3 separate regions of the Mus musculus genome follow, and all the other regions are linked to region 1. A link is a contact called in ENCODE Hi-C or POLR2A ChIA-PET data. All regions are on one chromosome and are shown on one strand. The core of a region is the stretch at or near the end of the contact, and the rest is flanking DNA. Distances in the headings are between cores, read along the strand shown.

The links. Hi-C counts contacts between places; a loop is a spot of excess contacts on that map. ChIA-PET counts read pairs that join two places held with the same protein, here RNA polymerase II (POLR2A).
Region 2: a loop to region 1 is called in a map of left cerebral cortex, with 9 times the contacts of the local background. The contact joins the promoter of Zfp54 here to the promoter of Zfp52 in region 1. A Hi-C loop is called at or near these places in 1 of 37 maps with a recorded cell type or tissue (left cerebral cortex). POLR2A ChIA-PET finds 5 or more read pairs at or near these places in 1 of 5 experiments (Patski).
Region 3: a loop to region 1 is called in a map of v-Abl transformed pro-B cells, with 2.3 times the contacts of the local background. The contact joins the promoter of Zfp983 here to the promoter of Zfp52 in region 1. A Hi-C loop is called at or near these places in 1 of 37 maps with a recorded cell type or tissue (v-Abl transformed pro-B cells). POLR2A ChIA-PET finds 5 or more read pairs at or near these places in 1 of 5 experiments (Patski).

What each region holds. Positions count from the first base shown.
Region 1 is chr17:21,533,057-21,536,994 of GRCm38, forward strand. It overlaps Zfp52 (zinc finger protein 52), which reads left to right and starts at 2,483. Exons shown (of 5, transcript NM_144515.2): 1 at 2,483-2,777. It overlaps 9330136K24Rik (RIKEN cDNA 9330136K24 gene), which reads right to left and starts at 2,822. Exons shown (of 3, transcript NR_131123.1): 1 at 2,767-2,822; 2 at 1,372-1,415. It also overlaps a transcript of Zfp53 not described here.
Region 2 is chr17:21,420,544-21,424,525 of GRCm38, forward strand. Zfp54 (zinc finger protein 54) reads left to right here and starts at 2,701. Exons shown (of 5, transcript NM_001379357.1): 1 at 2,701-2,774.
Region 3 is chr17:21,648,767-21,652,747 of GRCm38, forward strand. It overlaps Zfp983 (zinc finger protein 983), which reads left to right and starts at 1,845. Exons shown (of 7, transcript NM_001357098.1): 1 at 1,845-2,106; 2 at 3,037-3,179; 3 at 3,501-3,579.

The DNA of each region.
Region 1 (3,938 bases), core at 1,233-3,732:
GCTACAATAAGACAATATACTATGTTAAGATGGCAGGCAACCCAGGAGGGCTTCAGACTAAATTTTTCCAGCCTCTGCCTCTCCATGCCCTCTGCCCAAAGATTAAAATAAAGATAAGATTGGCCTTCAGAGCCTGAGTCTTTCATCCTGTCCTTGTGTCTTTCCTTGTTGATAAGGTCCTGATAGTTACCCAAGGTAAAGGCACAATTTACTTGATAGAAATGAGTTAACAAGTGGATCTTCTATCTACTGACACTGAAGACATCTATTGTACTAGAGAGGATATTCTAGTTGAGGTGTATGAGTTTTCAGGCACATATAACATACCAAATATAAATGACATGAAACAAATATTATAAACAAGACTAAGAGGAGCAATATGACTGAATCAATTATAAAATGACATCTTCAAAACAAAGCCCAGGACCAAATTGACAGAATTCTATCAGGACTTTGAAGAGCAGCAAATAGACTAATATTTAATACTTCTTGACACACACAAAAATATCAAGACTTCCTGACTCTATTATCTGATACTAAGCCAGATAATGAATAAACCTGACATGTTGGAGCATGCCTTTAATCCTAGCATTCCAGAGTCAGGAACTGCTGATCTCAGTGAATTCAAGGCCATCTTGGCCCTCAAAACTGAAAAAAAAAAAAAAAAAAAAAATCCATCAGATACTGTTAGAACTAAGAAGAAATTACACACTGATTTTTTTTTAATTGATCTAGGTATGTTATCACGGGCCTTTAAGCACAGGTTCACACAGAGAAACCTTGTCTACCATGAATGAATGCCCCGATTTTTTTATTATTAGTTATTTCACACATACACACACACAAAGATAAAATGCATGTATATCACAGCATTGTGTGTTTCTGTGCCCACTTCAAATACTGCCCATTCTCACTCCTACCTCTCTGCTATCCTGGTCCACAGTTCCAACAGTCACTTTGTTCATGTCTATTCATATTGCCTGGCACCCACTAAGATGAACCAGAGCCATTTGTGAGACTGTGGGTTTGAAGCTATGTTCAGGAGCCTGATGTGCTCAGCACAGGATGACAACTAAAGCCAGTGATTCTTCTTCTACAGTCTATCCATTGCCAATGCCTGAGAGGTAAAGCCTTTTCCCTTTCCTAGATTGACCGTGGTCTTGTGTGGGGCCAGTGCAGGCAAGGACAGCTGCTCTTGGTTACTGATTGCAGTAGTTGTATGGAGTCTAGAGAACTCTAGACTTGGAATTCTTAGCCTTTCCCCCTCTCTCCCTTCTTATTTCCTAACCATCTCTTCTTCCTCCATGCTTCTCAGAGCTAGACATTGGATTGTAAAACTGACTTTTCTAGGGTTGGGACCACAAACCTTACTTATTTTCTGCATCTGGGACGTGCAAGATTCTCTGCGTACACCACTGTACTAGAGAGAGAGAGAGAGAGAGAGAGAGAGAGAGAGAGAGAGAGAGAGAGAGAGTTAGTTCTAGGTTTTATCTCAAAGCACTTTTGGAATCATGAAGACAAACTTGTTTCTGCTTTACTAAAATGACATGTCCGCCATCTAGTGGTGAAAGAAGTTCAATGAAGTATGAATTCAGTCCTGACTGTTGAGGTCTGTCCCTGTAACATAGCTGTAGCCATTTTGTTCCATGCCTGCCAGCTATTTCACATTGTTTCTGTAATATGCCAGTTAGTCATTGACACAGAAAAATAATTTGACTCAGAGCAGGGTCGTGTTCCACATACCCTGTTATCTTCTGTGTGTTCTGAAGTTGGTTAATCTTAAGAACTTTGAAAATTATATGCTCCACTTAGGACCAATCAGAATAAAGGTCAGATAGAACTGCTCTGTCTGGCTAGCAAAAATAGCTTGGGTCAGAGAAAACCACAGGTCAGCACTTCCTGCACCTGCATATGAGCGCATTGTGATTTTTTTCATTCTTAAACCAGTCCTGAGAAGTGTTTGTGGTTGTAGCTCAGCCCCCAAATTCTGATCAGTCTTAGGGTATGCATCCAATTATCTGTCCTTGTCTGACTGAGATCAGGGTTTGTGTGGCATGTAGGGCTACTGCTGGACCCCAACACTGACCACTGAGTTCTTGAGACAACCTCCCCCCTCCCCCAAATCCACGTTCCTGAAAAGTCTCTCTCCAAATCAAAATTGAAGTATTTGGTTTTGGTTTCTCATGTTTGTGTTTTGGGGATGGGACTCTGGCATCCGAATTTAGCCTGTTGTTTGGTATGCAGTATGTGGTGGAGAGGATGATAGTGAGATGGGGATCTTAGGTTGTCTGTTTTGCATCTGAAAGATTCAGAATTCACTATGGGGATCAGATATCGGGGTGCAGGGTCCTACCAGATATAGTTCTGGTCTAGACTGGCTGCAAGAGTGTGGGGAGACTGTGCAGAGCAACCTGAAGGGAAGAGCTGTGGCAGAAAGAAGCCTGAGACAGAGTGGGAGGGGCCGGTCTCCGCTGGGCGGGCCCACTCGCCCAGAAATAGAGGATGGAAGATGTGGTACATTGGCTGGGTGTAGAGGAAGGGTGTAGTGTGGGTGGGATTAGAAGACTGAGGCCAGGGAAGCTAGGAAGCAAGGTGTGTTAGCTTGGGAAGTGGGACTAAAAAGTCAAAGTCTGGAGTGTCAAGAATCCGGTACAAGACTGAGCTGGGGTTGGGGTTGAGGGGTAGAGCGGCTGCACAGTGTGGAATCGCGTGGTGGAGACCTGAGTATGGAGGAAACGGCGGGGCTCGCAGAACCGGAAAACTTACCTATACCGCAGGTACCTTTTGAGCATCCTGGGAGAGTCAGCAGTTTAGCAGCTGGCAGAGGCAGCAGCGGGGGATGGGGGAGAGGAAGTGGGAGTGGGGGTGGGGACAAGGGAGGGAGGCGCTCGAACCTTCCAGGTCCGAGGAGCTGAGGCGGGGCTGGGGAATGGGCAGGAGTGGGAGGGGAGCAGAGCGGGATCAATTTCCCCTCTGATCATAAGGATAACGACTCTCAAAATTGTGCTGTGGATGTCAGACCCTCGTCGATAAATTTTCAGTAATATTAACTGGAATAATACTATTTCTTTTTATTGACCTTCTGGCTGATCTAGTAGAATATTTGAATTTATCAGTTAATATTTGAAAACGCAGCTCTCTTTGCTATGACGGAAAGGACAAAGCTATTGAAATTTACAATCATCCATACTAACTTCCGTATTCTACCACTTCTCTATTTAAGAAAGTGGCATGTGGTGGATTCCCCATGAGCTTTTAGTCACGAAAGGAACTCCTGCAAACTTAAATGAATTTGATTGTACTGTTTGTTGTGAGTTTTACTGGTATGGATGTAAAAATTAAGTTTTAAAAGTAAACTGTCTATCTACTATTAATTTTCCATCGGGAACGTATGCAATCTGTGATGCAAATTGTGAAAAGAGTGGCGCCAGGCTTGGTGACACTCACGTTTTATCTCAGCACTCAGGAGCAAAGGCTATATAGTGAGTTCCAGGACAGCCAGAGCTATATGGTGAGACACTGTCTCAAAAAACAAAACAATAAAAATAATTACAAAAAAAAAAAAAAAAAAGAGGAGGAGAGAATAAATAATGAAGGAAGGAAAGAAGAAAGGAAGAAAGCAAACAATCAAGGAAGGAAAGCCAGCTAAGAAAAAGAAAAAAAAATGTGTCTTCTTGTTGAGGTCTGCCCCATCTCAGAATAGCTGTAGCCATTTTGTTCCATGCATGCCAGCTATTTCAGATTGTTGCTGTAACATGCCTGCCAGTCACTGACACAGAAAAATAACTTGACTCAGAGCAAGGTCATGCTGATCACGTATCCTGTTATGTTCTGTTTGAGGTTTGTTAATCTTAAGAATTTCCACAAAGCCTTACGTAGGACCTATCAAATTAAAGGTCAACATGAACTGTTAGTCTAAAATGGCTTGAGTCAGAGCA
Region 2 (3,982 bases), core at 1,451-3,950, 110 kb before region 1:
GTTTGTTAGTGTTTTCCTGTAACTCTCTAAGGGATTTTTGTGTTTTCTCTTTAAAGGCTTCTGTTTACCTGTGTTTTCCTGTATTTCCCTCTTAAAGTCCTCCATCATCATCATGAGAAGTGAATTTAGATCCATGTCTTGTTTTTCTGGTGTGATGGTGTATCCAGGACTTGCTAAGGTGGGAGAGTTTGGTTCTGATGATGCCAAGTAACCTTGGTTTCTTTTGCTTCTGTTCTTATGCTTGCCTCCTGCCATCTGATTATCTCAAGTGCTTGCTGCCCTTAATATATCTGATTGGAGCCTGTCGTTCCTATAACCCCAGTTGATTCAGGACGGCTCAGAGTCCAGCTTTCTCTGTGATATTTTTATTGTGGGCTCCTGTGAACCTGAGATTCTGGCTGTGTCAGAGTTTTTTTGCCAGTCAAGCTTCCGCTGAGACCCTGAAATACTGGTGGTGTGACCCAGCTCCTGTTATCCTGGGATCCTGTTGTCCTAAGATCCTAGGTGTGTTATAGTGCCTGGAAGTGGTATCTCCTTTGAGGACCATAAAGCTGTCTGGTCAGTGATCCTAAGATAGCGTGGAGAGTCCTCTGGGGACTGAGGGCATGTCCGCCAACTCGGTGCTGGTGCCAGCCAGAACGGACTTGTGCCCCTGGTCAAACTAGTTTTATGTTTCCCTTCTGCTGTCTCAGGTCTTGTGCGATTGGATTGGCACAGATGTTTTGTTCCACTCACCAGTGATCCTAAGATTGAGAGGAGAGTCCTCTGGGGACTTTGGCGGTGTCCATGGACTCCGAGCCCTAGATGACGAGGTGCTGGCCTAGTTGCAAAAATTTATTCTCTTTTTCTCCATCCCAGGGCCATGTTTGACCTCTGTGATGGCTATTTCTGGTTGTCAACTTGATTACATCTGGAATGAGCTACAATTCAGAAATGGAATGCACACCTGTGATCCAGATCTTGAAGCTGGAAGACAGGTTTCTGACCTGGATCTTCAAAATGGAGATCTTGAGGCATAGTGGCCATGAAAATCTTAGGTCCAGGCAAGGTAGTATCCACCTTTAATTCCAGGACACTGAAGCAGGCAGAGTTCTAGGCCTGGAACAAAGCAAGTCCCAGATCCAGGCGTGGTAGTACACACCTTTAATCTGGGCCACACCTTCTACTAGAGGGCTACATAAGGACACTGGAAGAAGGAAGATTCACTCTTCTTCAACCACTCACCAGCATATCTGTTGAAACCTACTTCCATAGAAGACCAGCTTAAACAACTAGCTTCATGGGACTGAGCAACTATTAGAATCTTGGACTTCCCATTCACAGCTTCCCATTGTTGGGTTAGTTGGACTACAGACTGTAAGTCATTACAATAAATCCCCTTAATGTATATAGAGATATTCCATAAGTTATGTGACTCTAGAGAATCCTAACTAAGACACAAGTTGGTACCAGGATTGGTTCTAGAGGAGCAGAAGTATAAGAATGAATGTCTTAAGAATCTGGAATCCGTTTAATAATTTGTCAGCATCTTCTAATTCACTAGGCACCTTCAACTCCTGAAATTTCTCCAGATACTTTCTCCCCTGGGAGCTTGGAGAATATAGGAGGCCAGTGGTGGAAACTATATGCAAATGCCTTTGATTATCTTGATTCATCAACTGTGACTGGTGTGAATTAGGTGACCCTGTACACGAAGTTTTCTACAATTTGGAGGGAAATAAGAAAACTGATTTGCCTGGCTTGTTGCTCTTAGTATCTCTGGACAAAAACTGGCGAGAGGGGCAACAGCACATTTGAAGAGTTTTGTTCTTGCCCTTTTCCTTGTGCCAGACCTTAGGGTTGGAGATACTGCTACTCAATTGAATGAATTAAATGTAATGGATTTAATTTTGCCCCAAGGTAACAAAGGCCAGGTGGCAGCATCGAATCACCAGAGACAAGGTGATCATAGTTATTATAGTGGGCAATGTAGACAAAACATTCATAATGACCTACCCCATAATGATCACAACTCTGCATTGTGATTACTGTAGTTTTTTACAGTGGTCTCTGTAGTAGAGAAAAGTTTCTTGATAAGGGGTGAAGACTAAGCTTATTCGTGGGCAGGAGAGAAAATGTTTAGTTTATTCTTTGGGATTATGCTGGGTTAGTACAGTCTGTTTTATCTCAAAGCACTTTTATCTTGAGTCACAGAAGACAAACTCCTCTCTGAATTAGGAAAATGGCAAGACCACCATCTAGTGGTGAAAGCCATGCAGCTCAAGATAAATTCACTGACTTCTTGAGACACCTATTTCTTTTCAAAATCCAAGTTCTTTAAATGTCTCTCCGCAAGTCAAATTTTCAGGATTTGGTTTTGACTTGTCATTTTTGTGTGTTGGGATTGTTTGGGATAAGTTTGTCGCTCACGGGCTGGTAGTCAAGTCGAGGTGTAAGGCTATCTTTTATCTGAAGGGTTCAGAACTCAGTATGGTGGTCAGATATCCGGGTGCAGCGTCCTGTCAGATCCAGTTCTAGTCTACGCTGACAGCAAACTTGTGGGGAGTCTGTGGAGAGCGGGTTCAGAGAAGCTTGACAGCTGGAACTGTGTGGACCGCAGCCTGAGACTGATAGGGAGGGACCTGTCTCCGGGGGGGTGGGGCCACTCACCGGAAACAGCCGTTGGGGACAGTATATGGGTGTGGAGGAAGTGTGTTGTGTGGAGGAAGTGTGTTGAATGGAGCTGGGATTAGAGGAGTGGCGTGATAGCTGGGACTGTTCTTTAGTGAACCTAGGTAAGTTGACTGAGGAGCCAAACCCAAAAGTGGCAAGGACGTCTTCCTCGAGGAACTCGCTGGCATGCACCGTGGAGAATCTTGTGATGCAGACCTGGAGTCAGAGGATACAAGAAGGGTTTCAAGGGGACGCAAAAAACTACCCTGAGCCTCAGGTGCCGCGCGGGGCATCCTGGGAGAGTCAGCAGGCAGCAGCCCAACCGGTGGAACCACAGCCCAGTGGGGGAGGGCTGTAACCTACCAGGTTAGAGGAGCTAAGGGGCTGGGAAAGGGAAGGAATCAGACAGGGGTGAGATATTTCCTCGGCTACTCATAAAAATGACAGCTCTCAAAATTCTGCTCTTCATGTCTTGCCCTTGCCCATAGATTTTAGACCATACTAAGTTGATGAATACTGATTTTTTTTCCATTTATTCTCTTGGCAAATTTTTCTTATAGAAGTACTCTAGTGGAGTATTTGAAACTATCTGTTAATATTGGCAAACGTGTTTGGTTTGGTTGTTGTTTTTGTTTTGTTCTTGTTATTTTGCTATGATAGAAAGGACAACGCTCCTGAAATTTACATTAGTCCACACTAATTTCTTTGTATACCTGGGAACTTGGCACCTACGGAGAGGTTTTAACTATCAGTAATGAAAGGAACATGTAAGGAATTTTTAAGAGCAAGGGCATCTTTGCAGTCAGGAGCAAAAGCAATACAACAAAGTCACACCACACAACAAACATCGTGCAAGAGATATATTGCAGATAAACAGAATGGCAGCTACTCTGAAAGGGAAGAGAGTTGGAAGGCTAGGCAGAGGGATGGGTGTTTATAGTGTCTTTGGAGCATGTGAAATGACGTACTGGAAAAGAACAGTGGGTCCTGAAGTATTGCTTGGTCATTAAAGCTGGAACAATGTAATCTGTTAACACTGAGTAATGAAGGGATTTCCAGGTTTTAAGGCCCTGGAGGCACTGAAATGACTAGCCTCCCCTCCTACCCCAGCATCATCCCCAGGTTTCTCTTAGGGCCATAACTGCCATTTCCAGCCCCTTGGGTCAGAAAGTGGCCAAGCTGCTGTCCTAAAGAGAAAGAGAGAGAGAGAGAAAAAAAAAGTCCATGATCAAGCTACAAAGGCTTCCATCATTTTCAGTTCATGATAAGTTCAGAACTTTATTAGTGTATATTATTCTCATTCCAATCATCCAGTTTCATTTCTACCCAT
Region 3 (3,981 bases), core at 595-3,094, 120 kb after region 1:
TTCATATCTCAGGCTAAGAAAGAAAGAGCTGTGCCCCCCAGAGCTGACAGCGGGCCAGGCAGCAGAGACCATGGGCTACAAATCATAGGCTTGAACGCCAGCCCTTTCCTAGACACTGCCTCTGAACCATAGCTTTTTAAGCTGGGGACTGATGTTTGCCTAGTCAGGGGTTCGGGGGTTGGAGGTGCAAGGCTAAATGCCTCTGCTGTGCAGTTAGTCCATCAATCACTCTAAGAGCTGGCTGCATGCCTCCTGTAGCCAATAGTTACAGTGAGTCACCAAAGTCTCCATAAAATGTGGGGCTCCCACAGGGAGACTAATGACAACTCCTGACTCTTGATATTAGCTCTTTCTAAAGCAGATAATGAGTCCAGCATGGTGGCACATGTCTGTAACCTTAGCATGCTAGAGCCAGAGTAGGTTCATCTCAGTGAATTCAAGGCCAACTTATCTTGCAAAACAACAACAAAGTCAACAAAAACAAAAATCCCATAAGATACTGATGCTACCAAGCAATAAATTACAGACTGATGTAATCATTTAAACTGTTGCCTTTAAAAACAGGTTTACATGGCAAAATCCTGTCCTGAATGAATGAATGAATGAATCCTCCCAATCTTTCTATTATTAACTATTTTACACTCACATATACATGTATATACACACAGAATGTGTGTGTGCATTTGTGCGCTCACATCAAATACTGCCCACTCTCATCTCCTACCTCTCCACTATCCTGGTTCACAATTCCAACAGTCACTCTACTGTGTCCATATCTATTCATATTGCTTGTGATCCACTGAGATGAACCAGAGCCATTTGTGAGACTGTGGGTTTGGAGCCTGATGTGTGCTGGACCCTGATATGCTAAAGGCACATCACTCTTCTAGAATCTATGAATCTATCCATAGTCAACATCTGAGAGGTTGTGTGTGCCATTCCCTAACCTACACTGACTGTGGTCTTGTGTGAGGCCAGTGCACATAAAGACAGCTGCTGTTGGTTACTGATTACAATAGTTGTATGGTCTGGAGAATGCTGTGTCGTGTCTTAGCCTTTCCCCTCCTTTTTCCCTTCTTATTTCCTAACCACCTCTTCTTCCTTGGTGGTGTCCCCAGAGGTAGAGATTGATGGTGTAGCTGACGGCTTAAGTTTTACTTATTTTCTCTATCAGGATAGTCAAGAGTCTCTGCACCCATCACTCTATTAAAAAAGGAAGGAAAGAAGGAAGGAAGGAACGACAGAAGGAAGAAATTCTATATTTTCTCTCAAAGGACTTTAAGTATGAGTCATAGAAGGCTAATGTCTTTCTGAGTTAGTGAACTGGCAAGTCTGCCTTCTTGTGGTGAAAGCAGTACACTGCGGGGTGAATTCTGCCTTGGGCTGGTAGCAAAAGCTACCAGATCTCTGACTTAAGTTCTTTAAATGTCTCTCCCTAAGTCAGAATTTCAGTATTTTGGCTTCTCATGTTTGTGTGTTGGGATGGGAGAGCCTGTTGCTGTTTGGTATGAACTATGTAGCCCAGAGGCTGGTTGTCAAGTCCAGGTGTCAGGCTATCTTGGATATAAAGGGTTCAAAACTCACTGTGTGTGTCAAACATTGGGTGCACAGCCTCCTAGCAGGTCCACTTCTCACTTCTGGTCTAGGCTGGCAGCAAGCATGAGGGGAGACTGTTCAGCCTGACATCTGGAGCTGTGTGGAAGGCAGCTTGACACAGAATGGGAGGGAGCTATCTCCGTAAGGCGGGGCCACTTACCCGGAAACAGAGGGTGTGAGGATGTGGCCTGTTGAGGCGGGTGTGTGATGTAGAAAAGTGTTCAGAGTGGGAGGAGTTAGGGGGTGACGTAAACGGAAGCTGGGAACCGGCTGATGAGGCCTGGGTAGTTGTACTGAGAGCCAAAGCCTGAGTGTCAATGACCTGTTCAGGTGCAGAGCAAGCAGGCCTGCACCGTGGGGAATCATGTGGTGCAGACCTGGGGTCAGAACACAGGGTGGACTTCGGGGAAGGTAAAACTCGGGGCTGACGTGGGCGCCGCGCGGGGAATGGTGGGGAAGTCTGCAGTGCAGCAGCTGGACCCGCCTCCCTACCGCCCTGGATCCTCCCAGGTCAGAGAAGCTGAGGGGCTGGGAAAGGGGAGGGAGGGGACCAGGCTGTGATCAGTTTCTCTGCTGTTCCTAAGGAAGCAAGCTCTGAAGTTTTGCTGTGGGTTTCTTCCCTTGTCAACACAATTTTAGGTCATATGAACTGAAGTAATCCTGATTTGTTTTTTATTGTTCACCTGATTGCCAAAATATTCATAGTAGAGTGGTCTAGGAGAATATTTGAATTTATCTTTTGATGCTTGCAAAACAGTTCTCTTTATTTAGGTGAAAAGGACAAAGCTCTTGGAATTTACATTCATCCATGCTAACTCCCTTGTTATACCCGTGAACATACTTGGTGACTTGGCATCTGCTGAGAGCTTTTAGACAGCAGTCATGAAAGGAGTGGCTGCAAATGTAATTGAATCCAAAAGCATATTTTTTTGCGAGTTTCATAGATATGGTTTTAACCATTAACATTTAAAAGTAAACTCTATACCCACCATTACCTTTCCTTCGGAGACATGCACTCCCTGATGTAAATGCAATATTCTGCTATAAATGCACCAGGCTTGTTGGCATGCATCTTTAATCCCAGCATGGGGGAGGGAGGACAGAGGCAGGCAGATCAAAGAGTTGGAGACCAGCCTGGTCTGCTTGGTGAGGTCAGGATAGCCAGAGCTACATGATGAGCTCCTGTCTCAACAACAACAAAAAACAAAAGGACAGAAAGAAAGAAAGAAAGAAAAGAAAATCGTGTTTTTGTGCTGAGTTCCTAGAACCTGGAAAGGCACAGTAGGCTATTTGAGGGTATAGGTCACAGTATTTTCACAGTTTGCGCATTATAAACCAGGTGGTATTGGCACACGCCTTTAATCCCTACATTTGGGACTAAAGGTGTGCACCAGGACAAGGACTTAAACTGCTGTTTTGTATTTTGTGGTCATTTCTCAGCCACTGGTGTGACTGTGGACTTCCAGAAGAACAGGCAGTGTCAGGACCCTTCTGGGAAGGCCTTGTTGCAGAATTTCAGCACTCTGGTTTGTGTGGGTGAGAACAGTTTGCTTCCAGCCTCCCTTGTTCCTCCTCAGGAAGAGGCAAGTTATTCTGCAATTGTGAGATCTTTGACAGTGTAAAGCTTCCATCCTTTTTTAGTCCATAATAAATTCAGAACCTCTCTAGTGTATCATATTCTCATCCCAGTCATTCAGTTCCATTTGTGCCCCTGAGACTTGACTGAGCTGTGACTGAAAGTGAGGTTCAAGTTACACTAACTGAAAATGCTTCCTAAATATTTTCAGTATTCTGACACTGCATGAGAATTGGGGGATCGCCGTAGAATTTTCTTTTTATCTCCTGAGCACAGTGCTGTGCCAGAAATGAAGGTGCTTGCTAAATACTCTTTTTCTCATGTGCAGGGTTCACTGATCACCCAGACCTGCTTATCTGTGGAAACCTAGAAGGTGGAGAGGGAGGAGACAGTACCTAAGGATCCAGGTATGTTGGAGGATTGGTGAAAGGATGGCAAGGGATTCAAGTGAATGTGGAAGTGGGACATGAAATCAGTTTTGCCACTTTCTGTTTCACTAGAAATAATTCTGGAGACTTCCACTGAGACAAAATCACCTCAGAATTGTCCTACAATTCTTCCTACACAAAAATTGAATGCTAGGAGGCAAATAAAATTTATTTGATTGTGCATGTGAGTGATGTTATGTAGAGTCCAAAATAAAGTTCAAGACCACCCAGCCCCTTCTCCCCTGAAGGGACGTTCAGAACCATAGCGGTCAAAATGACTAAGTCTGCAGCTGCCAAACCAAAATGAGCTGTTCTCAGAAAAATAACCATAACAAGATAGCAGTTCCCAGAGAAAGTCCCCTACCCTGACCCACACTAAAT